Regions from separate parts of the Homo sapiens genome. Here regions 1, 2, 3, 5, 6 and 7 are each linked to region 4. A link is a loop called in an ENCODE intact Hi-C map of the cell type or tissue named here. Cell type or tissue: endothelial cell of umbilical vein. All regions are shown on one strand.

What was found. Peaks named below come from ENCODE experiments on the same cell type or tissue, not always from the same donor. Only the 100,000 strongest peaks of a DNase experiment are listed, where the experiment ranks them.
Region 1: a loop joins it to region 4, with 7 times the contacts of the local background. A loop is called at or near these places in 48 of 110 quality-filtered maps.
Region 2: a loop joins it to region 4, with 3 times the contacts of the local background. A loop is called at or near these places in 33 of 110 quality-filtered maps.
Region 3: it touches region 4 in a loop (11-fold over the local background); 6 of 110 quality-filtered maps call a loop at or near these places.
Region 5: it touches region 4 in a loop (7-fold over the local background); 5 of 110 quality-filtered maps call a loop at or near these places.
Region 6: a loop joins it to region 4, with 4 times the contacts of the local background. A loop is called at or near these places in 49 of 110 quality-filtered maps.
Region 7: a loop joins it to region 4, with 7 times the contacts of the local background. A loop is called at or near these places in 40 of 110 quality-filtered maps.

The regions. Positions count from the first base shown.
Region 1 is chr1:235,082,095-235,086,094 of GRCh38, reverse strand. No RefSeq gene overlaps it. Among named protein-coding and RNA genes, the nearest start is that of LINC01348, 14 kb to the right of the region's middle. RefSeq lists an enhancer at 3,013-3,535. In endothelial cell of umbilical vein, a CTCF peak has its summit at 2,207 (motif pointing right); DNase peaks (open chromatin) are centred at 2,294 and 2,674; H3K27ac peaks cover 1,808 bases.
Region 2 is chr1:234,597,899-234,601,898 of GRCh38, reverse strand. No RefSeq gene overlaps it. Among named protein-coding and RNA genes, the nearest start is that of IRF2BP2, 10 kb to the left of the region's middle. RefSeq lists silencers at 998-1,047, 1,448-1,977 and enhancers at 1,521-2,034, 2,035-2,548. In endothelial cell of umbilical vein, a CTCF peak has its summit at 3,796 (motif pointing left); DNase peaks (open chromatin) are centred at 338, 808, 1,638 and 3,758; H3K4me3 peaks cover 836 bases; H3K27ac peaks cover 3,307 bases.
Region 3 is chr1:234,770,865-234,774,864 of GRCh38, reverse strand. It overlaps LOC107985364 (a long non-coding RNA gene), which reads right to left. Exons shown (of 3, transcript XR_001738532.2): 2 at 737-896. Among named protein-coding and RNA genes, the nearest start is that of LINC02961, 13 kb to the right of the region's middle. RefSeq lists enhancers at 1,924-1,973, 1,994-2,163, 2,184-2,233, 2,254-2,473, 2,209-2,503 and 1 more. In endothelial cell of umbilical vein, no CTCF peak of the experiment used is centred here; a DNase peak (open chromatin) is centred at 2,324; H3K27ac peaks cover 1,462 bases.
Region 4 is chr1:234,916,049-234,920,048 of GRCh38, reverse strand. No RefSeq gene overlaps it. Among named protein-coding and RNA genes, the nearest start is that of LINC02971, 39 kb to the left of the region's middle. RefSeq lists an enhancer at 1,674-2,353. In endothelial cell of umbilical vein, no CTCF peak of the experiment used is centred here; DNase peaks (open chromatin) are centred at 658 and 1,668; H3K27ac peaks cover 2,703 bases.
Region 5 is chr1:234,842,347-234,846,346 of GRCh38, reverse strand. All of the region lies in intron 2 of LOC107985365 (a long non-coding RNA gene), which reads left to right. Among named protein-coding and RNA genes, the nearest start is that of LINC02961, 84 kb to the right of the region's middle. RefSeq lists an enhancer at 3,184-3,303. In endothelial cell of umbilical vein, no CTCF peak of the experiment used is centred here; a DNase peak (open chromatin) is centred at 1,676; H3K27ac peaks cover 1,491 bases.
Region 6 is chr1:235,073,577-235,077,576 of GRCh38, reverse strand. No RefSeq gene overlaps it. Among named protein-coding and RNA genes, the nearest start is that of LINC01348, 5.8 kb to the right of the region's middle. RefSeq lists an enhancer at 2,057-2,306. In endothelial cell of umbilical vein, no CTCF peak of the experiment used is centred here; DNase peaks (open chromatin) are centred at 2,066 and 2,766; H3K27ac peaks cover 2,409 bases.
Region 7 is chr1:234,722,814-234,726,813 of GRCh38, reverse strand. It overlaps LINC01132 (long intergenic non-protein coding RNA 1132), which reads right to left and starts at 2,772. Exons shown (of 3, transcript NR_038856.1): 1 at 2,732-2,772; 2 at 1,136-1,591. RefSeq lists enhancers at 175-738, 1,302-1,865, 1,866-2,428, 2,993-3,555. In endothelial cell of umbilical vein, no CTCF peak of the experiment used is centred here; DNase peaks (open chromatin) are centred at 1,353, 2,013, 2,473, 3,003 and 1 weaker place; H3K27ac peaks cover 4,000 bases.

The sequences.
Region 1 (4,000 bases), 170 kb before region 4:
ACCATGCCCGGCTAATTTTTGTATTTTTTGGTAGAGACAGGGTTTCACTATGTTGCTCAGGCTGGTCTCGAACTCCTGACCTCAGGTCAACTCTGTGGGCATGGGGGACAGTTCTGAGAGCCATGGGCAGGGCAGATCCCTCCAAAAGTGCCCACAAGACTGCAGAACACTTTGTTCAAATAAAATCTTAACCTAAACGCGAAACATGAAAGAAGAATGAATGAATTGTTCTGGTAAACTGAGATGGGGGCCAAAGTCCATCCAGTTAGCTCCTCCCCTCCCCTGGGGTCTGAGGAGCTGTGGTTTTGAAAACCATGGATCTGGTTGAGCGTGGTGGCTCGTGCCTGCAATCCCAGTGCTTTGGGAGGCTGAGGTGGGTAGATCACCTGAGGTCAGGAGCTCGAGATCAGCCTGGCCAACATGGTGAAACCCCGAATCTACTAAAAATACAAAAAATTAGCCAGGTGTGATGGCAGGTGCCTGTAATCCCAGCTACTCTGGAGGCTGAGGCAGGAGAACCGCTTGAACCTAGGAGGCAGAGGTTGCAGTGAGCCAAGACCACGTCACTGCCCTCCAGCCTTGGTGACAGAGTGAGACTCCATCTCAAAAAAATACAAAAAACAAAAAACAAAAAAAGAAAACCATGGATCTGGCCAGATGCAGTGGCTCACGCCTGTAACCTCAGCACTCTGGGAGGCCAAGGAGGGTGGATCTGAGGTCAGGATTTCAGGACCAGCCTGGCCAATATGGTGAAACCTGTCTCTACTAAAAATACAAAAATTAGCCGGGAATGGCGGCGTGTGCCTGTAGTCCCAGCTACTCGGGAGGCTGAGGCAGGAGAATCACTTGAACCCAGGAGGCAGAAGTTGCAGTGAGAGAGATTACGCCACTGCACTCCAGCCTGGAAGACAGTGAGACTCTGTCTCAAAAAAAAAGAAAACTATGGATCTCGTTCTAAGCCTCTGTTTTTACACCTGATAAACATGAGGCTGAGAGAGTGAGGCTACCTCCTCAGAGGTGCACAGTGACTTAATGTCAGCGCTTGGACCCACCCTAGGGTCCTGGGCTCCTTGTAGAATGTTCTCCCTCCTCCTTGTCCACCTCCTCCTCATTTGCGGTTATCCAGACACACAACTGCTGAGAAAGTCTTTTGTTTCCTTCTTTATTTATTTTGAGGCAGAGTCTCGCTCTGTCACCCAGGCTGGAGTGCAGTGGCGTGATCTCAGCTCACTGCAGCCTCCACCTCCCAAGTTCAAGCCATTCTCCTGCCTCAGTCTCCCCAGTCGCTGGGATTACAGGTGTGCACCACCACCCTGGCTAATTTTTATATTTATTTATTTATTTATTTGAGATGGAGTCTTGCTCTGTCGCCCAGGCTGGAGTGCAGTGGCGTGATCTCAGCTCACTGCAACCTCTGCCTCCTGGGTTCAAGTGATTCTCCTGCCTCAGCCTCCCGAATAGCTGGGACTACAGGTATGCGCCACCAAGCCCAGCTAATTTTTGTATTTTTAGTAGAGACAGGGTTTTACCATATTGGCCAGGCTGGTCTCGAATTCCTGACTGTATGATCCACCCACCTCGGCCTCTCAAAGTGCTGGGATTACAGGCGTGAGCCAGCGTGCCCAGCCTTGTATTTCTTAGGTGAATAGATTTTGATTTGCAGAATTCAAAAAGGAATGCGAGTGAAGTAGGTGAAACAATAAATTTAGCTTGGAGGATCCTATGAGCCTTCCCCCTGGTGTGCTGGTCACAGCTGGTTTTGCCCAGCGCCCTTTTGTCCTCTTTGTCCTCTGCTCTCCTTTGAACATCAATCAACAAGGGCCTGATGGCATTGACAGGCTTGCCCTGGTGACTGACCACGTCTCAGGTTGAAAATGTGCTTTGGCGCCTTTTACAGGACGATGGCATTTGTCCCAGTGTGTTCCAGTGAAGCGCCTCGCAGGACCTTGATAAACTTGACTGTCCGTATCCATCAAGGTGCTTGTGCATTATTCCTACAACTGGGGAGATACCTTACCCACCTCCTTGCAGATCGTTCTAGGGAAAGGTGTTTGGCCATCTGTCTGGGAGGCTGAAGACTGGCCCTTGCCACAGGCAGGGTGCTGAGAGCTGCCCCTCTGCCCAGCCTCGTGCTCCTCTGCTGAGGGGTCAGCTCAGGTTGTCTGGAGGCACTGCCCTGCGCCTGCTCCTCGAGCCGCTTGATGGCACTGTTAGAACTGGAGAAGGGAGGCAGCTTCTCCTGAAACAGTTTCCTCTGTTCTGATCGGCTCCAAACTGTCATTTCCACCCACCTCCTTCCTAACTGAACAGAACAAAATCACTTCACAGCCTGTTGCTGCTGCTCTGCTCCCCCAGCCCCGCCCCGCCATCTGGGCAAAGATTTAGTAGCCCCTGTGCCCTCTTTCCCGCACTCATGCACCCAGGCTTCCATCCTGTCTCTCTAGAGCTTTATCATCCTGTGTGTTTTGGGGGCCTCTGCGGTGCCAGGGGCTTTGCAGGCAGAGAGAAGGCCAGGAAAACCTTATAAGAACCCGGGAATCTAAAAGAGAAAGCAGAAGTGCCTGACATCCTTCTGGCCACATGACTTGTTTTCTAGAAGAAAGAAGAAAATAGCAGTGGGAGAAGGTGCTTGGGAGGAATGGAAGGAATGTGCAGAGAGGGCAGGAAATGGGGTCTCTCGGGCGGAATCTTGGCATTAGGTTGCAAGGCTTAATGTGTTCTGTTCTTGGCTTCCCAGCTGCCACTGTGTCTAAATCCCTCTCGCAGGGTCAAGGGTGGGTGGAGGCGTGGTCTGAAGGGACGCTTGCCTTCTTCTACTTGCTTTAGCCTCTTCTGGTTCTCAGTTCTGTCTCTCTCTCTCTCTGTAGCTCTGTCACCCAGGCTGGAGTGCAGCAGTGCCATCATAACTCATTGCAACCTTAAACTCCTGGGCTTAAGCAGTCCTCCTGCCAGGAGTTTACTACTGGTACATGCCATTACACCCGGCTAATATTTAGTTTTTTCGGAGGGATGGGGTCTCACTAGATTGCCCAGGCTGGTAACTTCTGGGTTGAAGCCAGATCCTCTCACCTCAATCTCCCAAAGTGCTGGGATTACAGGCATGAGCCACCACACCTGGCCTCTCTTTCTTTTTTTTTTGCAGTGGGGGGTGGGGGTGGCTGGTGGGGAGGAGGACAGAGTCTCACTCTGTAACCCAGGCTGGAGTGCAGTGGCACGATCTCGGCTCACTGCAACCTCCGCCTCCCGAGTTCAAGCCATTCTCCTGCCTCAGCCTCCTGAGTAGCTGGGATTACGGACACGTATCACCATGCCCAGCTAATTTTTTTATTTTTAGTAGAGAAGGGGTTTCACCATGTTGGCCAGGCTGGTCTCGAATTCCTGACCTCAGGTGATCCACCTGCCTTGGCCTCCCAAGGTGCTGGGATTACAGGCATGAGCCACTGCGCTTGGCCCTCTCTTTTTTATTTATTTATTTATTTTTGAAACGGAGTCTCACTCTGTTGCCCAGGCTGGAGTGCAGTGGCATGATCTCAGCTCACTGGAACCTCCGCCTTCCGGGTTCAAGTGATTCTCCTGCCTCAGCCTCCTTGTTGTATTTTTAGTAGAGAAGGAGTTCCACCATGTTGTCCAGGCTGGTCTCAAATTCCTGACCTCAGGTGATCCACCTGCCTCGGCCTCCCAAAGTGCTGGGATTTTGGGCGTGAGCCACTGCGCCTGGCCCTCTCTTTTTTTATTTTTATTTTTAAATGGAGTCTTGCTCTGTTGCCCAGGCTGGAGTGCAGTGGCGTGATCTTGGCTCACTGGAACCTCTGCCTCCTGGGTTCAAGTGATTCCCCTGCCTCAGCCTCCTGAGTAGCTGGGACTACAGGCATGCATCATCACGCCCAGCTAATTGTTGTATTTTTAGTAGAGAAGGGGTTTGGTCTTGAATTCCTGATCTCAGGTGATCCACCTGCCTCAGTCTCCCAAAGTGCTGGGATTACAGGCATGAGTTTTTTTT
Region 2 (4,000 bases), 320 kb after region 4:
AGACTACAGGATTCCTAGTTTAAATTGAGAGCTTCAAGGCACCGGTTCTCATCCTTTGAATGGGCTGTCAGAAGTTAGATTGCGTAATCTAAAGAGCCTCCTCCAGCAGCTCTACAGACGCCCTTGATGCTGAGATAAGACATCCTGTATAGGGTAATAATGTCACATTTGAATATTTCTAAATATAGTTTACATTTTGGGGGAAATGAACTACATTACATAATCTGTAGATCACATCACTTACCACTTTTACTTAGCAATTAGTATTTCTATATCATCACCATCAGGTAGCATTCAGATGCCCATCGTGCACAAAAAATGAGTTCGGTTTTGTTGTGGAGGCACTCAGCAACTTTAGCAGATAAATATTTAAGTCATTGCAAATTTATCTGCAATATCTATAGAAAACATCTTTCCTATACTAGTTCAAATAGAGTACTTTGAATTGCGTATGTGGCTATTTATGCCTCCGGGGTGGGGGGGCGGTGGGAATTAAAAACCCGGAAACATTTCGCCAGAGCTCAGGGCCTCAATTTATTTTAATGCATGGAAAGAGTTTATTAAAAGTGAACCTCAAATTACTGAGGTTTTGCCTTCTTTTATTGTATGATTTTTAAAGTATTTGCCATACTAGTAAGAGTTCTGCAGAGAAGTGACATGTGGGAGTAGAGATTGTCTGGGTCAGACTAAATCAGCATTTCTTTGGCACAGGCTTGTCTTGGGCCGTCTGCCTGAGCCGACTGTATGTGTGAGCTGCAAAACAGAAAAAAGCTGTTGAGAGTCTTAGCCCAGGCTAAGAGCCCATTACCCCCATTTTGTTATTTCTGCCTGCAAACAGCAGTTCAATTAGCTTTTCTGGTGATAAAAGATAAAGATTTATTGTACCCCATATACAATTGAAATCAGAATTTCACAGGAGGGTCACAGTCATTAGAGAAGTTTTGGAATACTATTCTCCTAATAAGCACCATATGGGTTGTTGCTGTTATAATTTAACACCTACTAAGCAGGCATCTCATTCTAGGCTTTGAACAGCTGAGAGGCTAGCTCCTACCTTTTGTGCAGCTTAAAGTCAAAGCCACAGGTAGGAAATGTCACTTTGCTTGGTTCAAGACACGTATTGACAAGAGTTAACCACGAGTTTGTTTCCTTCCAGTTTATCTTACAAACCACAGTAAAATTCTGACATAGGAACACAGTCCGAAGTCCAAAGTGCTTTCGCACAATAAGTTCATTATGCCCAGCGTGCAATTCATGCATCAAGGGGGCCGCCGGACCCCATTATCTTTATACAAATCAAGAGGCCAGTTGGAACAAGGAGGCTGGTCAGAATGGTCAAATTGTAGTTTTTCCCTTTCTTTTTTAAAAAATTTATTTTTTCACTTTGTATCGTTGTTCAGAATGGCACTTTTTAAAAGGAAGAAAGCCTCCAGCCCTGCCAAGCTCTGTTTACTCCACGGGAAGGAAAGGGGAGGAGGCTCCCTCACTCTCCAACAGCCTGGAGCCCACAAGGAGCCCTTGCTGCGGTTTCCAAGGCGGCCCCCTGACTTGCGCCGCGCCTCTATTCTAGAACTTTTCCCGGGCTGGAGCAGCGCAGTCTCCGCGCGCCCGGCTCTGCGCACGTGGAGCCGCGCGACCCCGGGCGGGGCGGGGCGGGGCGGGGCGGAACGGAACGGAACGGGACGGGACGGGACGGGGCGGGGCGCGGGCCCGGAAACGGGAAACGGCCCGGTGCGCCCCGCCCCTCCGCTCCGCCGCCCAGTCCTGGCCCCGAGCGCCAGGCCAAGCCAGCGCGCCAGCTGCCGGGCTATAATTAGAGGGACCGCAGCCCGGGCCCGGCCACCTCCTCGCGCCCCCCGCCCGCGTTCCCGGGGAAGAATGTGCGAGTGCGCGCGAGGGCCCGAGTGCGCCGCCGCCGGCGCGCTCTCTGGAGCAGAGACCGCGTGGTGAACCAAATAAAGTAAAAGGTCTGGCTCCTGCTGGGCGAGGCCGAGCGAGGAACGTGCGCGCCAGAGCAGGGGTGTGGCGAGCCCTCGGTGGCCCAGAAAAGATCAAACGCGCGTCAGCAGCAGCCGTGGCTGCCGCCTGCAAGGGTCCCTGACGCGGGCCGGGCTGTACAGGGTGGATTTTCTAAGTTGGAGATGGCGCATGACAAGAGCTGCCCCAAATCAAATGTCACTCCCTTTTTGGAAATCATGATGCTGCTTTTTTTTTTTTTTTTTGGCTGCAGCTATAATAAGCCAAATGTTCCGTGCTGGTGAAGTAAACACGCGTGTTTAAGAAGCATCTGTGTTAGCACTAATGGATGGTGCATGCTAATAAAAATGTATTTATTAAGCAAACCTCAGGACATGCCCCTATGGGAACTGCCCAGAGTACTGTTAACAACTGACTGCCTGAAAATGAGTTTACTTTCTATCAAGAAACTTTTATTTAAATTTGAAGAAAAAAGTTTTTCTTTGATCATAGCATTGTTGTGCACCTGAGGTTCTACCCAATTAGTTAACTGCTAATTTTTATTAATTATTCCCTTTAATACTCTGCAGTATTTTCTCAAAAAATGAACAGCATGACCCCTGTCACTTTAAAAAACTGACATTAAACTATTTCTCCATCACCAGCCTTGGAGTTGGGGGGGCAGGGTGCTGGCTACCAGAAGTAGCAACTAGATTGTGGAATAAGTATTGTGTAATAGTTTTAGTGATTGTTTAAAAGTGAATGAACCGGTGAATGGATAGGAGGCTAGAAAAAAAAAAAAAAGCCTTGCTTCAGGCTTGTGAATTCCTAGACACAACCCTACCCAAAGACTTCCTTCACCAACATATTTTTCTTTCTAGATAATAGGCACAAAAACCATTTAGAAGTTTGAGATGGAAATCATGCAATGCACTCTGCTCTTTATATATGTTACTGAGGAATCTGGAAGCTTTTCCGGGTTGAAATGCAATTCCTAGGAAATTATTCTTGCTCTTTTCCTGTGGCTGTTTTTAACACAGCAGCAATGCAATTTCAGTGGCTCTGCTCCTTCACAAAGACCTTTGAGAGGGAACTATGCTGAGAGATGCAAATTCAAGGTTTTCTGAAAACACCTCAGAATTGTCCAGTTCTGCCCCCAGATAAAACCACTAGAATAAAGGTCAGGAAATCTCCAGATGTTCTTGGGACTTGCGCAGTCATCTCAGGTAATTCAATTAGCTTTTGTGTCTGTTTTGCAATTATTAAAAAAAAATATAGGCCAGGCACAGTGGCTCACGCCTGTAATCCCAGGACTTTGGGAGGCCGAGGCGGGTGGATCACCTGAGGTCAGGAGTTTGAGATCAGCCTGGCCAACATGGTGAAACCCTGTCTCTACTATATATACAAAAATTAGCTGGGCGCCGTGGTGCATGCCTGTAATCCCAGCTACTTGGGAGGCTGAGGCAGGAGAATCACTTGAACCTGGGAAGCGAAGGTTGCAATGAGCCGAGATCGCCACACTGCACTCCATCCTGGGCGACAAAGTGAGACTCTGTCTTAAAAAAAAAAAAAAAAAAAAAAAATATATATATATATATATATATATGATGTACTTGCCTCAGAGGGGGCTAAAATATCAAATTAGGTAATTTCTATGACAGATTTCTGGTTTTTCATTTATCAACCAGACATGAGAAGGTGCTGTCATACAGGGCATCATTAGGTGATTGGGCACAGTGAGTGCCTACCACCCAAAATAGAGACTTTCAGTTATTATATTAAACAGAATAATAGCAAATCGCTTTGAAACACTGGAGAGAAGGGGCTCCCCCTGCTGTCATCACAGAAAATGCATTGTCTCAGGCCAGTGTCTTGTAGCTAGAGTACTCACTGGGTTTCAATCACAGTACCAGAAGATTCTCGAAGTTATCATCACCTTGGAGGATGTATAGTTTCATTGGAACTAAAAATATCACAAAAAAAGAATATGCATATTTTTCTTGAAACACCCTATGCTCAGATTCATTTACTCAAGGCTCAGCCT
Region 3 (4,000 bases), 150 kb after region 4:
TCCCAACCATGGATACACCCTATACTTTCCCTCGTCTGTACAGTGGAGCTAATAATAGTACCTAACTCATGGAACTATCATGAGTCTTAAATGAGTGTTAACACGCATGAAGTGAAGTGCTTATATCTGGCAGATAGTAAATGTGTATTATCAATTTAATTTACACTATTATTTGACTGTATTTCTACTATACAGAGCAACTATTGCCTGGTCATATGTCCTAACAAATAAACTGTGGAGACAGACAAGTAACTGTCTCAGTGCTAAGGACACCACTGACCCTCAACAGAATAATGCCCCCTAAAGATGTGTAGACCCTAATCCCCGGAATCTGGGAATGTGTTAGGTTACACGGCAAAGGCAAAGGAAGGTTGCAGGAGGAGCTGAGGCTGCAAATCAGCTGACCTTACAGTGGGAAGAGAAGCCTGAGTTCTCCAGGTGAGACCAATGTCCAGCATCCTGGCTGAGCCTGCTCCCTTTACAAACAAGGTTAGGATTTATAACTGCTTTCATGGTAACATCTGGCTCATTTCTCTCAAGTTCCCCCAACTCTTTTTTTTTTTTTAGTATACAAATCTTTATTCTAAAGTCATTTCATTTCGGCTCAATTCCTTCTCTCTCTCTTTCTACCTGTTTGTTTGGCCTTTGGAGATTGAGAATGAGAAGTAACAGGACTCATTACCCACAGCTAGTCACAAGAGGAGACAGAGGGAGAGTGAATGCAAAAGAAAGGTACCAGAGAGGCCACCTTGCTGGCTGTCAAGGTGGAGTAAAGAGGCCACAAGCCAAGGGGTGTAGGCGGCCTGGTCTCTTCTGCAGCTGCTTTTTAAAACTCTAGGACTTTCTTCCACCAACAAATTCTTTAGGTTTTATCAGAGTTAGGAGGCAGTTAGCATCTGCAACAATAGAAAGAATATGTATTATTTGGAATGCTTGTGTGGCTTATACAGCTCCCAACCAGTTCGGGAGTCTTAACACATTGTGCTAAAAGATGCTGAAGGCTGGGTTTCCACTTCCCAAACAATTTCATTCTCTAAGAAAACTGCCGATAAAGATAAAAAACATTACAGCCAAATGGAGTCTTGCCTGAATCCCAGGCCCTGCCACATCGACCGCTGGTTCTATCAGTGGCCAGTGTTCTGGAAACGCTTCCCCGACATCAAGGAAGCCGGATCCTCCCCACACAGTGATGGGTTCTAGGCCATTTTTGCTGCCTCGGTCTGGGAGCTCACCATCCTCAGAAGCTCCCAGCACCTGGAGATGTCTCGCATCCTGGCTGAGCCTGCTCCCTTTAGCAAACAAGGTCAGGATTTGTAACTGCTTTTGTGGCAACATCTGGCTTATTTCCCTCAAGTCCCCCTGCCACTTTTTTTTTTTTTTTTTGAGACAAGAGTCTTGCTCTGTCGCCCAGGCTGAAGTGCGGTGGCGCGATCTCCGCTCACTGCAAGCTCCGCCTCCCGGGCTCACGCCATTCTCCTGCCTCAGCCTCCCGAGTAGCTGGGACTACAGGCGCCCGCCACCACGCCCGGCTAATTTTTTTGTATTTTTAGTAGAGACGGGGTTTCACCGTGTTTGCCAGGATGGTCTTGATCTCCTGACCTCGTGATCCGCCCGCCTCGGCCTCCCAAAGTGCTGGGATTACAGGCGTGAGCCACAGCGCCCGGCTTCCCCCGCCCCCGCCACTCTTTATATATATATATATATCTTTCATCTATAGTCATTTCATTTCAGTTCAATTCATTCTCTCACTCTCTCTCTTTTTTTTTCTACTTGTTTGTTTGGCCTTTGGAGATGGGGAACAAGGAGTAAGAGGACTCATTACCCACAGCTAGTGACTTGGGTTAGAAGTGAAAGCACTTCTGCTGGGCCCTGACTTATTTATTTATTTTTGGCCACAGAGCCACAAGGCTCGGTCCCCAGTGAGCCGCCCGAGGACATCTTGTGGCACCATCTGTTCGCCCCCACCCACCCTCACCAACTGCCAGGCTCCGATTGTTGTTGGTGGTGGTGGTGTGTTTTTTTTTTTGTTTTTTTTTTTTAAGTTTTTGTTGATTTTATAAATTCTGTAGCTCTGTGTTTTTTAGACTCGGCTTGCTCGTGTCAACGCAAAACCAGGACAAGCAGAATAAACAAAGAGATGCTGGCAGAAGGCTGGGTGTGTCGCCTCAGGTCTACAGATGTGCTGGGGCCACACTGAGGAAGGCCCTCGTGTGCATGCAGGGCGCTGGCCGGAGCGCCTTAGGACGCATCTGAAAACTTCTCATTGCCTCAGGGTTTAAAATAGCCACACTTCCTGCTCCTCGGAGAGGGTATGCACAGAATGTGGGTGACTCACCGTCGGTGGTTTTCGATGTGTCTGTCATAAGGAGGTATCATCAAAAGCCCGGCCTGTTTCAGATGTTATTTTTTTCCACCCTCAGCCATGCGGTGCTGGGAGAGCAGAATGCCTAAACCCAGTGTTTGTTTTGAGCGCAGAAAGTGAAGACCAAATCAATTGTGCCGCAGCAAGTAAAAACTGAATGCGTGAGGGGGAAAAAACCTGCAAACAGTGTGAAGACTGAGTTTCAAGGTTCTTGTTTTCAAAAAGTTTAATTATATTTCAACTAAAGCCAAACTGTCAAAACATGGGAGAGTGATCTGCCTGCTTTGAAAATGCATTAGCCTTCTTATGTAAAAGCCAATAATTGATATCCAAGAGGAAACCAGAGCTGTGGGGGTCGGAGGAAGAAGGAAGACAGCCTCTTAGAACTGCTCAAACGACACTTCCCTATCAACTACGTGCAAAGCTTTAGATCCAGGTTTGTGAAGTGGGAAATTGGAGAGGGGAACAAAGGCAAAGCTAAAACCCTCTGTGAATGGCGAAGGTTTACAATATCAGGCCTGGTTTACGAGACATGTGGGGCCAGGGCACTGTGAATTAGAATTTACATAAGCGAGAACCTGGAAGAGATCCTCAAAATTCTCAACAACAGCTTTGTAAATAACAGCAGGCTGTGCCTTCTTCCCCCTGAGAAATGCTGGGGTGTGTCTGGGCTGCCCCCAGGGCCGGGCTAATGCCTGGGCCCTCTCTTTGCTTCCAGCCCAGCTGGTTTTCAGGTTATCTGGTTGTTGTTTTTTTTTTTTTCCAGACTCCACTCAGCCACTTCCTCCAAAAATGGACCGTCGGTGGTTAAGTCTTTGCCCTCTTCATCTCAGTTCCCATTCCTGCCTCTCCTTCAGTAATCTCCTAGAACTTTCTAGTTTCTAGCACAGAGATTCTTAATCGTGTTCTTTTGATGGCTGAGAAGTATGTGTATTCTTAAACCACTCTCAGATTAAATTAAGCTTGCACTACATAAAAAATATTGATGGAAGCCATATAACACATATTTGGGATAGAGCTAGAGCAGGCATCGAACAGATCATACCAGTTGGAATACGGTATCAAAGAGCTGGGAATTCCCGGCCTACAGCCTGGGTCCGGGAAGGCAGCCGCCATTTTCTTCCTTCTTGGGTCAAGCCACTAGCTTCTGGGAGGACCAGCCTCCTCCAGCGTCTCTGTCATTTCCCCTTGATTGCTGATCTTTGAAAACAAGCCCAGGTACCTATCATATGAATGCTGCTAGGCTTTAGAACCCTTTCTTCATCTACCCTGGTGACATGAGACAGCTATCTTTCTCCCAGTGTGGCTGATCCCCACAAATATACATTTCTTGTAGCCCAGTGTCGGGTAGAATGGACTTTCTGGTCTATGGTCTAGGACTCTCTGTTGACCTTGGAAAAGAGTTGCCAGATAAAATACCGGATGCCTAGTGAAATGAGAATTTCGGATAAACAACACATCCCTTTTTTAGTGCAAATATACCTTCAATGTTATAATAAAAAGCATGTCCCATGCAATATTTAGAGCATACTTACACTAAACAATTATATGTTGTTTATCTGAAGTTCACATCTCACTGTGCATGCTGCATTTTTCTTTGCTAAATCTGACAGCCCTTCTGGAGCCTCTTGCGTTCCG
Region 4 (4,000 bases):
TGGATCACTTGAGGTCAGGAGTTCAAGACCAGCCTGACCAACATAGTGAAACCCCATTTCTACTAAGAATACAAAATTAGCTGGGCGTGGTGGCAGGCTCCTGTAATCCCAGCTACTCGGGAGGCTGAGGCAGGAGAATCACTTGAACCTGGGAGGCAGAGGTTGCAGTGAGCTGAGATCATGCCATTGCACTCCAGCCTGGGCAACAAGAGCAAAACTCCGTCTCAAAAGAAAAAAAAAAGACATTTTATAAACCCAGGAGGATGAAATTGCAAAATCCTCAAAGCATGTTTCTCTCTCTTCCTGGCCATAGCAGTGGGGATAAGACAGGCAGAGAACAGGAGTGTGTCTATGTCCAGAGCTTTCTTCTAAAACGTTTCTGCACCACTCCTTCACAGCAAGACCACACAGAAAGAGAGAGGCACGAGGACTGAGGGATGTGCCCTCAGGTTACCTTGCATTTGGCGGGGTTCTAGGTTCTTGGGTTCAACTCCCAACTCTGTCTGCTTTTCTGTGTAGGGCAATGATCCCAGTAGAATTTTTTCAGTATTCAGAAGGAAGTGAACTTCCAGAGGTAAACAGAAAATAGCTTTTGGCTGCAAAAGATAGGAAGGATGTTCTGGCTTTGGGCTTCCAAGCCAGCCAGCACTGCTCCTGGGCCTCAGGGGGAGGGCAGGACATAGGCCTGGCCCCAGCAGCCAAAAGAAATGGCTCCTCCAGGGAGGGGCAGCTGGCATGCAACTCGGTGGCCACATGCGTCTGTGAGGCAGGACACTGCCTGGAGCTCATGTGGGCATTAAGACATGGGGAGAGTCACCTCCCTCCCCGGTGGTAGCAAGCTGTCTGCAGTGTGCGTCCTGAGTGATGCCTGCCCGGAAGGGCGAAGGACTCTGTTCGGGGAATTCGCTGTGTGTCTCTCAGGCTACGTCCCGGGTAAATGTGCCCGAGACCAATGGAGCATGAAGGTGAGGAAAGAGGAGGCAGAGCTGCCCAGGTAAATCAGAGGCCAGGGCTGTGCAGGATGGAGGGCACCAGGCGTGGGGGGCCTTAGTGGCCAGGAAGGCCTGCAAGGGAAAGGCCAGAAGCTGGAGGGCAAGAGTAAGGGGGGCAGGAGCAGGAAACGCAGGAGTGTCAGGTGGGTGCAAAAGCCTTGGCCCCGAGGTGGAGGGTCTTAGAAACCAGAAACAGGATATGAGAAAGGACGGAGGGGACGGGGCCTCTTTTCCCCCAGAAGGAACAATGGTCATTCTTTAATTGAAAGCTGCCATTCCCTGAGAGAGGAAAGGCCTCTCAGTGTGGGGGAGGGGGCCCAGGGACGGGAAGGAAGGGGCCCCAAGCCTGCCTGACCCAGAAGAAAGCAAGAGGCCTCTGGAATTGCATTTGGAACTCGATACGGCCTGTGAAAGGGACAGGCAAGCTTGCACTGATGGCTTTACCGAAGTGTGACTTTCCCAGGCGCCACAAACTTAGCCTCTGCCCCCACCCTCTGTGGCCTCCTCCAGGACTCTGGAGCTGCAGGCTGGGTCGGACGCCTCAAAGCCGTCCAGAGCAAGGGTCTCACAGGCTGCGTGGTTATGCGGTTCTGTAAGACTTGCCATCTACACACACGGGAAGAAGGATTTCCCAGAAAAAATAGAGGAAGCTGGCCAATACAATCAAACTCACACAAACCCCGCCTCTTCCCAAATAGACGCCTATCTCCAAAACAATCAAAACTGCCCCATTAAATAACACTTGTTCAGTACAAAGGAAGTACAGCATGATGGGAATCACACACCGCTTCCAAGTAAAACATTCCCAATTGTTAGGCATGTAACAATGAACAAAAAACTTAATGGCATTCGCACGGGAGAAGCACAGTGCTTGGGGCAGGCCCTGCAGGACCCTTGAGTGCCGGTCGTCCAGAGGGTCAGGGGTGGTTCTCCCCGGGTCGGCCCCTGGGAGAGGCGTGCTCATCACACACAGGTCCTCACCTGCTCTGCAGGCAGCGACCTGGGCATTTTCCATCTTACCTACCTCCGGTCTCGGCCCTTCGGCCCCCTCAGTGGGAGGCAGGCCGTTTACCCACTGCAATTGGTGGCACCGAAGACTTCATTTGGCAAGGAGAATGGTCACAGGGCCCAGGGCAGCTGAGAGGAGGGCACGTTCTTCAGTTCTGACCGGAAGGAGGGCTTGGGGGCCCTCAGTGACAGCAGTGTTGTCATTTGTATGGACCGACTGTCTATGTCCCTGCACCAACCCCAGTTCATATGTTGAGGCTCCAGCCCTCCATGTGACTGTGTTTGGAGATTGGAGCTTTACGGAGGTGGCTGAGGTTAAGCGAGGTCATCAGGGTGAGCCCTGATCCGATAGAGTTGGTGCCCTTCGACGCTCCTCTCTCTCTCCACCATGTGAGGACACGGGGAGAAGCAATTGGCTGCAGGCCAGGGGGAGCCCTCACCAGGGCCCCAATCAGCTGGCACCTTGATCTTGGGTCCCCCAGCCTCCAGACTGCGAGAAAGAAATTCCCGTTGTTTAAGCCACCCGGCTTGGGATAGATTTGTGATAGCAGCCTGTCTTAGTCCATTTTCTGTTACTTATGTTGAATTACCTGAAACTAGGTAATTTGTAAAGTAAAGGATTTATTTTTTACAGTTTAGAAGGCTGGGAAGTCCACGGTCAAGGGGGCACATCTGGTGAGAGCCTTCTCTGCAGCGCCCCACAGCAGAGCAGGGCTTCACACGGTGAGGGGGCCGAGCGGGCTTGCTCAGGTCTCTCTTCCGCTTCTCATAAAGCCACTGGTTCCCCTTCCATGATAACCCATGAACCCATTAATCCACAAATGGATTAATCCATTTATGAGGGCAGTGCTCTCATGACCCAATTACCTCTTAAAGTCCCCACCTCTCAATACTGTCATATTGGGGATTCAGTTTCAACATGAGTTTTGGAGGATATGTGCATTCAAACCATAGCACAGTCTTAGAAGACTAATACATCATCCAATGACAAATCTGAAAGCCAAAAAAAGACAGGAAGTCTCAGGGGACAAGAGGACCCTAAAGGCCATCTCAGGCGTCTGCCTCTCCATCCGGTGATGGCTGCCCTTCCAGGCCCCACCAAACATTCCCCTAGGGACCTGGCAAGCTAATTCGCTTGGCGTGTGTGTATGTGTGTCAAATTTTATGGGTTTTTCTTTTCTTTTCTTTTCTTTTTTTCTTTCTTTTTTTTTTTTTTTTTGCTGTAGTAGAGGAATAGAAGCCCACGGATGTCCACACCCTTCTTTATGCCTTCATTCTGTCTTTTTTTTAGAGACAGAGTCTTGCTGCGTTGCCCAGGCTGGGGTGCAGTGGCACGTCTTAGCTCACTGCAACCTCCACCTCCCAGGTTCAAGTGATTCTCCTGCCTCAGCCTCCTGAGTAGCTGGGATTACAGGCGCTCACCACCACCATGCCCAGCTCATTTTTGTATCTTCAGTAGAGATGGGGTTTCACCACGTTGACCAGGCTGGTCTTGAACTCCTGACCTCAGGTGATCCATCCGCCTCAGCCTCCCAAACTGCTGGGATTATAAGTGTGAGCTACCTCGCCCGGCCCATTCACTCTCTCTTTTTGTGGGGTACCCCTCATCTGTGGGCTAAAGTCAGGTGTGACCCTACCCCGGGTCACGTCATGTGCGACCCTGGGAATCTTCAGGCAGGCAGTAAACAGCAGGGAAGGGATAAATTCTTAATAAACTGAATCCTGTTTTTATGCAAATGTGCCTGCTATTACAGAATGAGAGTGCAAGAACTACAGAATATTTATGACAGAGAGAAGCAGGCCTGTTTGGAAACAGACGTTTTATTAGGTTCCCGTGAGGCACCAGCTGCTCTTTCAACACTTCTATTTCGGGGCTTTATGTAGAAAAGTGATCGCTCTATAAATAGCAGGGCAAACAAAGTTAGGAAGGTGGCTGTTGACATGTGGGGAGGCTGAGGCCCAGAGCCAGAGGACACCGTGTGGCTCTTTCCCCCAGCCTT
Region 5 (4,000 bases), 74 kb after region 4:
TTTAAGTCTGCTGTCAAACTGTTGTTTCTTTGAAAGTAATCTTTTCTTTTTTTTTTCCCAATTGATTTTGCCCTTTGGCAGCTTTTCCTTATAATGCCTCTAGATTTTTATATCTCGTTTTGAACTAATTATGCTACCTGAATCTGATTTTCATCTTGTTCTAGAAAACTGTCAGACACTATCTTAAAATATTGCCTCTTACCCCATTCTTTCTTTCTGGAGCTCCTATGTAATGCATGCTAGAGCTTCTCATTTCATCTTCCATGTATTTAAGTTCTCTTTCATGTAAGAAATATCTTTATCTTTCTGTGTTGCATTCTAGGTAATTTGTTTCCAAACCACTTCCTGGATGATCAATTCTCTCTTTGGCAATCTTTGCCCCGTTTATTAAGTTTTTATTTTTAATGTTACACATTTCATTTCTAGAGGTAACATATGGTACTTTTTCAAATATGCCTGGTCTTTTAAATTTATTTTCTCAAAATTTTGATTTCTCCTTTTACATTTCAGTTATGTTAACAACAATTCATATCCTCCTTCTGATAGTTCTATTAGCTGATGTTCTGGGGGTTCTGGGGACTCATTACCTGTGCCGCCCGTTGTGTCTGTTTATTCTTGTTTGTAGTGCACTCTTGCTCATGTCTCTAAACGCATTTTGTAATTTTCGATTGTGAGCTTCTATTTAAAAGAATGTGCTCACTATGGGAATCTTGTGTGGCAGAGGTTGAAGATTGGTTTCTATAGAGAAGTTTTTTATTTGTTTTGGCAAGTGCTCTTGTGATATTGGGACTCCTTTTATGTTAATTAATTGACGTAGCTTTCCTAGACCATACAGGTGAGTAAACTTAAGCTCCAAACCCATGTGAAGTGTGGTCTGTGGTTATGAAACTTGAGGTGACCTTGTTTTCCCTCAGCGGATCTCCCACTGCTCAGGCAGCCAAGTGTCAGCACTTTTTCTTGTGCTCAGACCTTCTTTATACTCAGTCTCTGGGATTTCCTTCACTCATTTCAGCTGTGCTTTTAACACCACACTTATTATTTTTCTACAGCATATTTAGGCGTTTCTGTGGCCAGAAGCTTTTCAGATTCTCCTCTAAGATATTGCCAAAATGATAGTTCTTGTCATCCTGAATTTCTGAACACAGAAAAAGTTTTCCCACGATGATTACAGATTTTGAGATCTCTCTAGATACTAGGGACATCTTTAGAAAGCAGGCCAAGAGCCTTGACCAAACTTACGGCAATTCTATTGTACTGATCAGAAAATATCACTTACTTTTGCATGTAGATTTTATTTAGATGAGAGTTAGGTTTTGTTTTGCAAAGAAAATAGCTAATGTATTCTTTGCTAAGAATGACGGTGATACACAGCGGTTGGATTTATTTAATAAAATGTGAGATGTTAAGAAAAAAATCTTAGGAATTTGAAGACACTGAGAGTGTTCAATGCAAAAAAAAAAAAAAAAAAGGCAGAGAGAGAGGGTGTTTCAGTTGCCTGCACCATACATACTCGCTGGTTCCGAATAATGCAAGGATTTCTCTCTTCTGTTCCGGTCTTTTGATGTTGAGTTTCCTGCCCCTTAAATATCTGCTTTACCAGAAAATGAGAAAGTCTTCACCCAAAAAAACAGCACAGAAGTGAAGCCAAGTGACTGTAAAAGGTTTCATAGCCTGGTCAACAGGGAGGCAGCTGGCGATCACTTCCTGCCTCACCCTGGAGGAAGGAGCTACTAAGGAAAGGGACGTCTAAGCTGAAACAACTTCAGGTGGTTCCTGTCCCTCTCTAGAGACTTTAAAGTCTCACTGCATGGAATGCCCTTGATATCCAGACTGGGAAAATCTAAGCCTGTGGACCAGGAAGAAAAGTCATTCATTTATTCATTCGTTTATCACTCCTACTACTCATGAGAGTCAAGTGAGGGCTGTCTGGGGACTTAGGGTAGGAAACTTTCAATATGGCTAGATATATGCACTTAACTATTTCTTTTTCTTTTGGATTGACAGTCTTATTTACTCTGAATACAGGGCATTCATAATGCTCATTGTTGCTGCTACTATTCTGTGAACACATGTTTAGAAAAAAACGTGGTGCAACGGTATGGGAATTCTGAGTTCACTTGTTCATCCATTTTTTTCTTTAAATAACATTTATCCAGTGGTATGTTATATAGAGCTTTGTACTGGGTGGAGTGGGGCTAAAAAGATGAATGATAAATAGTTTCTACCCTTAGGAATCTCAGTCTAATACCATGTGGGGGATGGGGCAGTATATTTACAGAAAGAAATGCTACATGGGGCATATTTAACCCACAAATGATCTAACTGAAGAATCAGAATAAATATTTCCATACATTTTAATTGTGGTAAAATATACACAACATAAAATTTACCGTTTGAAGCTTTTTTTTTTTTTTTGTAGACAGAGTCTTGCTCTGTTGCCCAGGCTGGAGTGCAATGGCACGATCTTGGCTCACCACAACCTCTGCCTCCTGGGTTCAAGCGATTCTCCTGCCTCAGCCTCCTGAGTAGCGGGGATTACAGGCGTGCACCATCATGCCCAGCTAATTTTGCATTTTTGGTAGAGATGGGGTTTCTCCATGTTGGTTAGTCTGGTCTCAAACTTCTGATCTCAGGTGAACCGCCCACATCAGCCTCCCAAAGTGCTGGGATTACAGGCATGAGCCACTGCACCTGGCCTATTTGAAGCATTTTTAAGCGTACCATTTGGTGGCATTCATTAAGTACATTCACATTATGGTGCAAACATCACCATCATCCCGGAAGCCTTTGCATCTTTCCAAACTGAAACTGTACCCATTAAACACGAACTTCTCATTCCCCTCCCCCTAGTCCCTGGCACCCACCATTCTACTTTCTGTCTCTGTGACTTTGACTCCTCTAGGTGCCTCATACAAGTGGAATCATTCAGCAGTTGTCTTTTTGCATATTGCCTGTCCAAAACTTTTTGAATGGAAAGAAGTATGTTTTACAGAAACAGGAAAGTCCCAGCCTTGTCTCTGACTGCTTCACCCCTTGGTTCAGCCCAGTGAAAGCTGGTCAACTTTCCTTAATGCTCTGAGATCCGTAATAGCACAACCATTTTAGTATCTTTCTCTGAAGACTGCAACACGCTGTCATGATATTAGTCAACTCAAGTCAACTGACATTATTATAGTGCTTATGAGGCTGCTCCTGCCTGAAAGCCCTTCACTGCCTCCCTGGGGTGTGGGTGGAGGATGAGATAAGCAGCTCACAAGTGGGACAGAACCCTGGCTCTGCGGAAAGCCCAGCTGGCTGCCACGGGTGGCATGTTTCTCGGGGCTTCCTGTGTGAGCGCATAGACAGCCCTGCTAGTCCCTCAGCCCAGATGCCTGCCAGAAACCCAAGCCCTGAGGATGCCCCTCCAGATGTGTGCTGTGAACTGAGCTTTCTGAAATCCTTCTCCTGGGGCCAGACACTCATCAAAGCGCCAACTCTATCGCAGACTGCATTTGAGTCACCTGTTATGTTTGAGATCCGCCCTGTGTTGGGAGCTGAAACCTGTTGGCTGGTCTTGCTGGGGTTAGGGAAGGGCCTGAAGTCTGGAAGAGGACTAGGTCAAGTTTCCTGCTGTACTTCTGAGGTCCTGGACGTGAAGCCGAAATGCTGCAGCTCACAGCCAGTGTGGTCAGCCGAATGGGAGTCAGCTCTGGGCGGCTTATTGCCATGAACAAAGGAGCTCAGTTGCTGGGGTTCACCTCCTATCCCATCAGAATACAAGCTGCACTGGGGCTAGATGTCCACGGCTGTATCCTCAGCACCTAGAAGAGAGTCTGGGACCAAGTGTGAACATCTATAAACCGGAGGAAACATCTGTTGGCAGGATATTTAGTATAGCAATATCTTTGGATAAAATAATCAACAAACAAAATTATGTTGTTGGAAACCAGAAAACGACACCACTGATGAATGTACTTAGGCTACTTAATCAAGAAATAGTCGCAATGATTCTACTTCTGTC
Region 6 (4,000 bases), 160 kb before region 4:
CCGGACTTGGGAGAATGGAAAAGCCAGGAATGGCAAGCAGCCTTTGTGCCTGGAGACCTCTAAGCTGTACTGTTTGGTTTGCTGTGAGACTGGAAGCCTTTCGAGGGCAGGGCTCTGTGTTTTTCCTGAGGAGTTCTAGTGCTAAGACAAGGCCAGGAACACAATGAGCCAACAGGCCTTTACAAATGCTTGTGCCTTAAAACACATGGAAGACAAGACCCCAGCAGGCCTGCTGGGAGCACAGCCTTCAGTTTGGTGAGGTGGTGGGAGGGTCCTTCCTCTTTCCAGCCCTCCTTTTCTGCCTGCTCTTCCATCTGCTCTTCTTCCTCATCTCATTACCCACTCTAGTGAAGCTTGGGGGCTTTGAGGGGAGCAGGGGGAGCCAGGGTGGGAAAAGGGAGGCTTTCTCAGTGACCAGGTCCCCACACTTTGAGGCTGGGTGTAATCTTTGTGGGGTAAAACTAGAATTTGGACCATTGCTCTGAAAACTAGAGCATTGCTTCCATCTGTGATCTGATCAGGGAATTATGGGCAGGGCTGACAGATCTGATGCCAAGCTCTGCCCTTGCTGTTCGAGCTACTTTCAGGATAAAGCACTGCTGTCTCTGTCTTTGATTCTCCATTTGTCGGAAGGGCACTCGTACCCCATCTGCTGCATGTGGGGGGACACTCCCTATGCATACCGTCCAGTGCCTCGATAGGAAGTGGAAAGGCCTATTCACTGCCCAGGTACCAGGCCCTCCAGGCCCCAGTGTTTTGTGAATTTGGAAGGGTTTGTGGCACTGGTTTTGAAGTGGGTCATGTTATGTTTCTGCTGGCATGCTCGGCGTTGCCATGTTTCTCTTTTTGGGCCTTCTTTCTTCCTTTAGAACAAGAGGGTTTTGTTGTCGTTGTTTTTGTTGTCGTTGTTGTTTTAGATGGAGTCTCGATCTGTTGCCCAGGCTGGAGAGCGGTTGCGTGGTCTCGGCTCACTGCAAACTCCGCCTCTCGGGTTCAAGTGATTCTTCTGCCTCAGCCTCCCAAGTAGCTGGGATTACAGGTGCTCGCCACTGTGCATATATATATATATATATGTATATATTTTTAGTAGAGATGGAGTTTTGCCATGTTGGCCAGGCTGGTCTCGAACTCCTGATCTCAAGTAATCCACCTGCCTCGGCCTCCCAAAGTGCTGGGATTACAGGTGTGAGCCACCATGCCTGGCTTTTTTTTTTTAATCTCTTCAATAAATACATATTTCAAAGCTACTGTGCTCACGGCACTGTGCCCAGTCTGCGTACTTTGGTGAGCAAGACAAGCCCCGTCTTCATGGAGTTTTCATTCTAGTGGGGAGTGACAGACATAGGCCAACTCACCCTGCAAATAACTTTCACTTCCAGTGATGACTCCAGCAATGAAGGAATGGTGCAGATTGCTAAGGTGTCCAGCAGGGAAGCCGACTTAGTCTGTGGGAGTGGGTAGAGGGCCCCTGGGATTGCCACCTCACCTCTCGGGGCCTTACCTGTGAAATAGGCTCACCACCATTTGCTTCATAGGGCGACCACGAGTAACGGGTAAAATAATGCACTTTGACTCATGCTGGCTACCCTCATGATTCCTTCCTAATAAAATCTCCAGTGACTAGTCTCTCATATCTACTGTTTCTCTTCTCTTTTGAATAATGTGATTTCACAATTCAACCTTGCCCGGACAAACAGGAAAACCCATTCCAAATTCCAACCTGGCTTTAGAAACATTTTCTTGGAGGGTGGTGGGAAGTGGGATGGGGGTTTGGGAAGGGATGCTCTCCCAGCTCCTTCCTTGCTGTCTCGTTGCCAACTCCAGTTCCCCGGCTTGTGAAGAGTGCGCGTGGGGGGACACGCTCTGATCCTCATACTCCGGGTGCCGCCCACCTGAGACCGCTCTGTCCTCTGGCCACAGCTTCCCAATACTCTGTCTACAGGGAAATATTTTAAAGACTCAGGAAGTGAACTCATTTAAAAAAATGTCCTCCCCCTACTTTTCCAAAACAGTGCAGCCTTCCTGGAAGAAAGCAAACAAAACAAGTGTGACTGTTTAGAAAACGATTGGAAAACCCATTCTGAACAGTATGAGTTTGCATGGCTCTCCTGGGCGGATGTGTCACCCTCGGCTGGGCTTACTCTGGCGTCTGTGTGGAGAGGAGGCAGGGCTGCCCACGCAGTCTTCTCAGAAGAGGCAGCTGATGGCTGAGTGGGGCCTGGGGACCAGTTCCCCTCAAACAACCGCGGGCACCTCACCCTTGCAGACCTCAAACACACAGACAGACACGGATGTGAGTCCACATATGTGTGTGAGGCTGCGTCCAGCTGAAATTAGTACAATGACCTAATCGCCGCCAAGGCGCGGACAACTGCTCTGCGTGTGGTGACTATTTTGGGTTTCTAGGTGTTCGCATGTGATTTGTGGCATTCGCAGTGTTGTTATTAATAACACCGTTGGCTGTGTGGAGGCTGAGGATGAAGCCTTTTCAATTCAGCCATCTGGTCAGAATGCTTCTCCTTTGATGAGGGAAAAAACCTTTGCTGTGTTTCAACTGGAACGCTGCCTCCCAATTAAGGTGACAGCAGATCGCCGAGTCGCCCTGTCTTTGCAGGAAGAGCCAGCCAGGCTCTAAATGCCACTCTGTCCGGGAGGGAGAACGCCTTTCCTATTGATTGTGGTTTGGTATGCAGTTCAGGCACTGGCTCGAAGGGACGCTGGGCCAGGAAAGCCAGCGTGCAGTGTTTACTGGGTTGGCTGCCTTGGCGCTCAGGTTTTCCATTGTCAGGCAGTGACAGTGCTGCTCAGACGCTCTCAGGAGACGTTCCCCTGCTTTCATAACAACGAAGGGCTTTTTTGTTTTCTGACTCATCTTCAGAAGATCTCCCCCACTTCGTTTGAAAGTAAATATAATTAGTAACAGGCAGACATACTGTATATAGCCAGCCCTGCCTATGCAAGAGAGTTATAATTAAACATGCATGCTGTCTGCTGTTCACTGTCTGCTAAAGGCCTTGCTGAAGTCACCTGCAGGGAGAGGGGTTTATCTTGAAGCAGCAGCCTGGGGTGAATGCTGCAGAGAGAGAGAGAGGCCTGTCCCACCTTTGAGTCGAATGTCCAGTCTGAAGCTTAGATTGAGCTGTTGACTAAAGGGGAGGTGTGTCCATCGGCCCTTGGCCTGCCTTCGCCTGGGTTCTTCTCCATTCTCCACCTTGGGCAGCCCTGGGTGACCCTGTGTGGTCAAGGTTGGGGCTGGCCCCTCTTGGAGACAGAGTGATGGTGGCCAAGTATGGTTGTCATAGTAACGAGGTGGCTGCTGCCACTGCTGTCGGCTCAGGAGGCACCTGCCTGCTTGCAGGTTACGATCTGCCCTCCCGAGGCTGGGGAGCCAAGACTACTTGCCTTTGTTCCCAGCTCCCTGCCTGCGATGCTGGCAGCAAAATCTCAGCCCCGCCCGGCAGGGCAGGAGCTCAGGTATGTTATCCCCAGGTGACCCTCGGCCCTTCTTCTTGGCTAAGGGTAGGCTGGGTGTTTGGAGGCCACTGTCCAGGCCCATAGAGAGCTCAGATTCTGCTGAAACCAGTGGCTCAGGCAGCCCCAGGAACACACACACAGCTTGTGGGAAGATTCTGGGACCACGGCACGGCCAATGGCAGGAACACACACACACCTTGTGGGTAGATTCTGGGACCACGGCACGGCCAACGGGCTTTGTGACACAGGCTTGGAGACACAGGAGAAGCTGCTGTGCCTCCTGCTCCTCCGGGGGGTGCGGCGGTGACCGGATGACTAGTTGGCACAGTCCTTCCTTGGCCTGGATCAAATGCAACAGGCGTCATCTGAGCCCCGGGCACCTTTCCCCAAGTTGCTCAAAGTGTTTTCCGAGCAAATAGTTGTTTCATAACACCCGTGAGAAGTAGGTGGGGTGACAAAGCATTCTTTGTCCCTGTCTTGCAGATGGGGGAATTGAAAAGCTTGCCGGTCCTGGTGGTGAGGCCAA
Region 7 (4,000 bases), 190 kb after region 4:
CCATCCAATTCATGGATCTTGAGGCTGGGGGAGCTCCTGGAGCAACCAAATTCATATCCTCAGGGCCGGATGAAACCATCACGCAGCGATGCTGGGAGGCGTACACGAGCTGCCCCGCTTCCCCCTGAGAAAACAGCCTGTTCCTTCTTCAGCTTGCCCTTCTCCACTTACAGGCTATGAGAGAGAACACTGGAACTCTGAAAACAAGGCCCAGGGAGTCGGATTTCCACCCAGGTCGAGATAGGAAGGAAGGGCAGGCCCAGACATCCCCGCCAGAGGCTGCTTTTCCAGGCAGTACCTGGGAAGACAAGCTAAGCCAATGAGAGGCTGTTGGGTTAGGCTCAGACATGCTGTGCCCCAGTGGACACCAAGCCGCCGAACTCAGTGTTGCTTCTAGAAGGTCACCAGGGGCTGGGAATGAAGGACGGGGATGTGGCTCAACCAGGCCCTGACCTGAGCATCAGCTCCAAAGTCAGTAGCCCTCTCTCACTCTGGGTAGCTGCTCCAGCAGACTCTAGGAGGCTGCTCCTGTGTCTGATGTGAGAGATCCACTTGCCCTTGGTTTTGAGTCGCAGGTTAAGGAAAGGGGACAACCGCCATATCAAGTTCTACTTCCAAACCTGAGCCTCTTCTGAAGAAACTGAAGTTCGTTTTTGGATCAATTCTGCCCAGCAACAAGTTTTTATTTGTACTGCCTCAACAACCTGAGGCAAAAGTGTGCCCCTGTCTGGCCTCCAGCTCCCAGTATCCCCTGGCTCTGCCAACCTCTGGGGACCCCAAGCCTGTGGGTCCTGTTTGTATGGGAACTGGTACACGTTTCTCCCCTCCTCTGCTCCTTTCAGCTCTCCTCGGCCATGTCCTCAGCACAGGTGTCAGCCAGGGTGTGTGGGGCCCGGGGAGGCAGGGAAGGACTGGGCATTCCAGCCAGCAAGGGCGGGAATGGGTCTGCTTCGCAACATCCCCAAAGGAGGTCAACCAAGTCCCCTTGCCCTCACTCCAGTAGGGCCCTCTTTGCTTTAACTTAGTGCATACCCAACTCTGAGCTGGGAATGCCTCCTGAGAAAGGCAGCCAAGGCCTGTGATAACAGCAGGGAGGAGCATGAGGAGGGATTTCTGGGGTCCATCTCTTACTCACCCATGTTTCCCTCCACGACCTTGACCCTCCTGGTGGCTCTGTCCTCTCCCTGGACATGGGACACAATCATGTACACTCTGGAAAGGCCAAGGAGGGCTGTTCAGAGGGCCAGCTGTGGTCCATCTGAAGGTGACAATTTGCCAATTTGTTTTACAGGAAGGCTGCCATGGGCCTCACAATAGCAGTCCCTGCTTCCGCCTTTCTGTCATCTTCCAACTAAAGAGGCCAGGAAATGGCCGAGTCAGCTCCTGCTGCAGCACCTCCTAGAATCAGAAAAGGCCTTTCCGAGAATCTTGCTGAACCCTGAGGGTGAGGAGTGTCAGATTTTGCAGCGGGGGGAAGCTGGCAGTGGAGCCTCCACTTCTAAGTAACCTTTGCTTCGGAAACCTGCCAACTCTCTGCCTGGAGACTTGCCTTTGATCACGACTTGTCACCTTTCAGGAGATGTTCCACTTTCTAAGCAGGTGAAAAATGAACCTGATTAAAAATAGGGAACTGGACTCTTCACAGAGTCCCCCTGTAAAGCCAAACTACTGGCTACACCTCCAAGGGGGAAAAGGGAACATCCCTGTCCCTCAGGTCCCAGGGCTCCGTGGGACCCAGGACCCCCGAACAGCCTGCAACCCTACGACGACGGCCTGGCCATGCTCCAGCAGCAGGCAGAGGCTTGGGCCACAGCCACGTACTGGCTCCTGCTCGCTGGGTTCACCTTGGTGACCAGAGGGCACTGTGACCGCCCATTCTCCTCCCTCCCTTCCTCCTCCCCTCAGTGCTTTATGGACCTGAGTTTCTGGAGCTTTCTCAAAACCGTGGACACGTTCCCAGTGGAAATCATGACATTTTCCGTTTCACATTACGCACTCCACAATGCCCCAGGAAGGGAGAGAGAGAGGGAAGGAAAATAGGGCCTGGGAGCCAGCCCCTCTCTGTCTGCAGCCAGGGCTGCTCGCTGCTCTGTTTATCCTGGAGTCACCTCCCTCCCGAACTTGACAGCCAGTGCCCCAGTGTTTTCTTCTGCAGTCAAAGGCCCCGATGAATAGGTGAACTGCCTTTTCTATCTGCTCATGTGGCACATCTGGATAAAGGCGTGCCTCTCTACTTTGTTGTGTTTTTTTAAAACTTTACTTTCCACTGCCATGGTAACTGCTGCATGTTTGGCAGAGGGAAAGAGGAAAAAAAAAAAAAGCTCGGAGAGAAGAAAAGGAGCTCTCAGCGCGGGGCTGGCGGCCGTCCAGGGTAATCATGCCGCAGAGCTGAAATGAGGCCTCTGGCGGGCAGCCAAGTTACAAAGAACAAAGCTGTCAGTTCCTAATGTTGGCGGCAATGCTTGTTTGGCACCCTTATATGGTTTCCCAGAACTCCCTGCCTTGGCCGCCTTCCATTCCCTTCAGGGCAGCAAACAGGATTAGCACAGCTCCGAGTTGTTTTTCTCCTCTCTCCTCCAACTGTTCCAATGACATCATCCCTGCTGCATTCATTTGCCAGCAGGGTGGTTTTTTTCTCTCTCTCTCCACCTCCCTCCTCCCTTCCTCCCTCCCTCTCCCTCCATTTCTCTCTCTCTCTCTCTCTCACACACACATCTCTACTCCCACTCACTTCCTGTAGCCTCCCCCTCGCCTCTGACTTTCTTTAAATGCAATGTTTTAGGTCATTCTTCTTGTCCAGCTTCTCTGTTAAATTAAAAACACCCTAGTGCTTGTACATTTAGCTGAATCAAGCCAGACGCTGTATTTTATTTTTATAACTGAATTCCTGTGAGATAAAAATCTCATTTTCCTTAGTAGGCTGTAATCAGCACTCACAGGGATGTGGTTTCCAACTGCCCCAGCTCGTGCTTCCTTATGAAGCTCCGCTGAGAAATGAACTTGGCTCCTGTTCAGGTTTAAAGGGCCCGAGGCCGGTCACACATTGCTCACTCATACACACACACACACACACACACACACACACACACACACAGAGGATGTGCACACAAAGACCATTATACATGTATGCACACACACATGGACACACGTTCTTGTCCAGGGAAGCCCCTACGGTTCCACACACGAAGAGCAAAAAAGTATTCCCTGAGACAGACAGACACACAATCAGTACCCAGTGTCATTCTTCCCCTTTCCAGGAGGAAAATAGGTGAATAAGTCAAGCTGAAAGCTGCTTCCGAAAAGACTGTTTTAAACTAGCAGGCAGGCCAGCGTTATGCAACTCATGGCTAGGTTCATTAAAGGAATCGAGGTTTGCCGACTGCACAAATGTTCCCCTGCCTGCCTCCGCCCCAGCCCCTCCACCCCACCCTGCTCTGATTCATGAACTAGTTTTCAGATTCATGAATCACTCGGGAGCCAGCAAGAGAAAAATGAGTAGTATTGATCTCATTTCAATTGAAATGGGCTCATTAAGGCCATGCTGGCTGTGGACGGCCTTGCACGACAAGACGCTGGCCGGCGTCCGAGGTCTGCAGGCGGGCGCCCGAGCCTGCGGGTGGGACAGGACTCCTTGGGTGAAGCCTCCGCGGAGGGTGCCCCTTCTTATTATTATTAAATGGACACAATATGATCTACTGGTACAAGGGACTCTGGCTGCACTCCGCAGCCCTCGTTGGGCAGGCCGGTTTTCTTCTTTTTGTGTGGCCCGTTTATTTTGTTATTTTTTTTCACAGTTAATGGAATCTCAGTGCAGTTTCGCTCCTGGATTTCTGGTGACTCTTAAGGACTACCTGAAGTAGGAATTCACCTTCTGAAACAACTGGCATATCTTGGGGTTTGTTTGTTTTAACGCAAACAAGGAGCTTTTTACTCTTCTCCCTCCAGACCTCTGCCTTGCCACCCTCCTTGTACCGTCTTCAGCGAGAAGGACTAGGGGCTA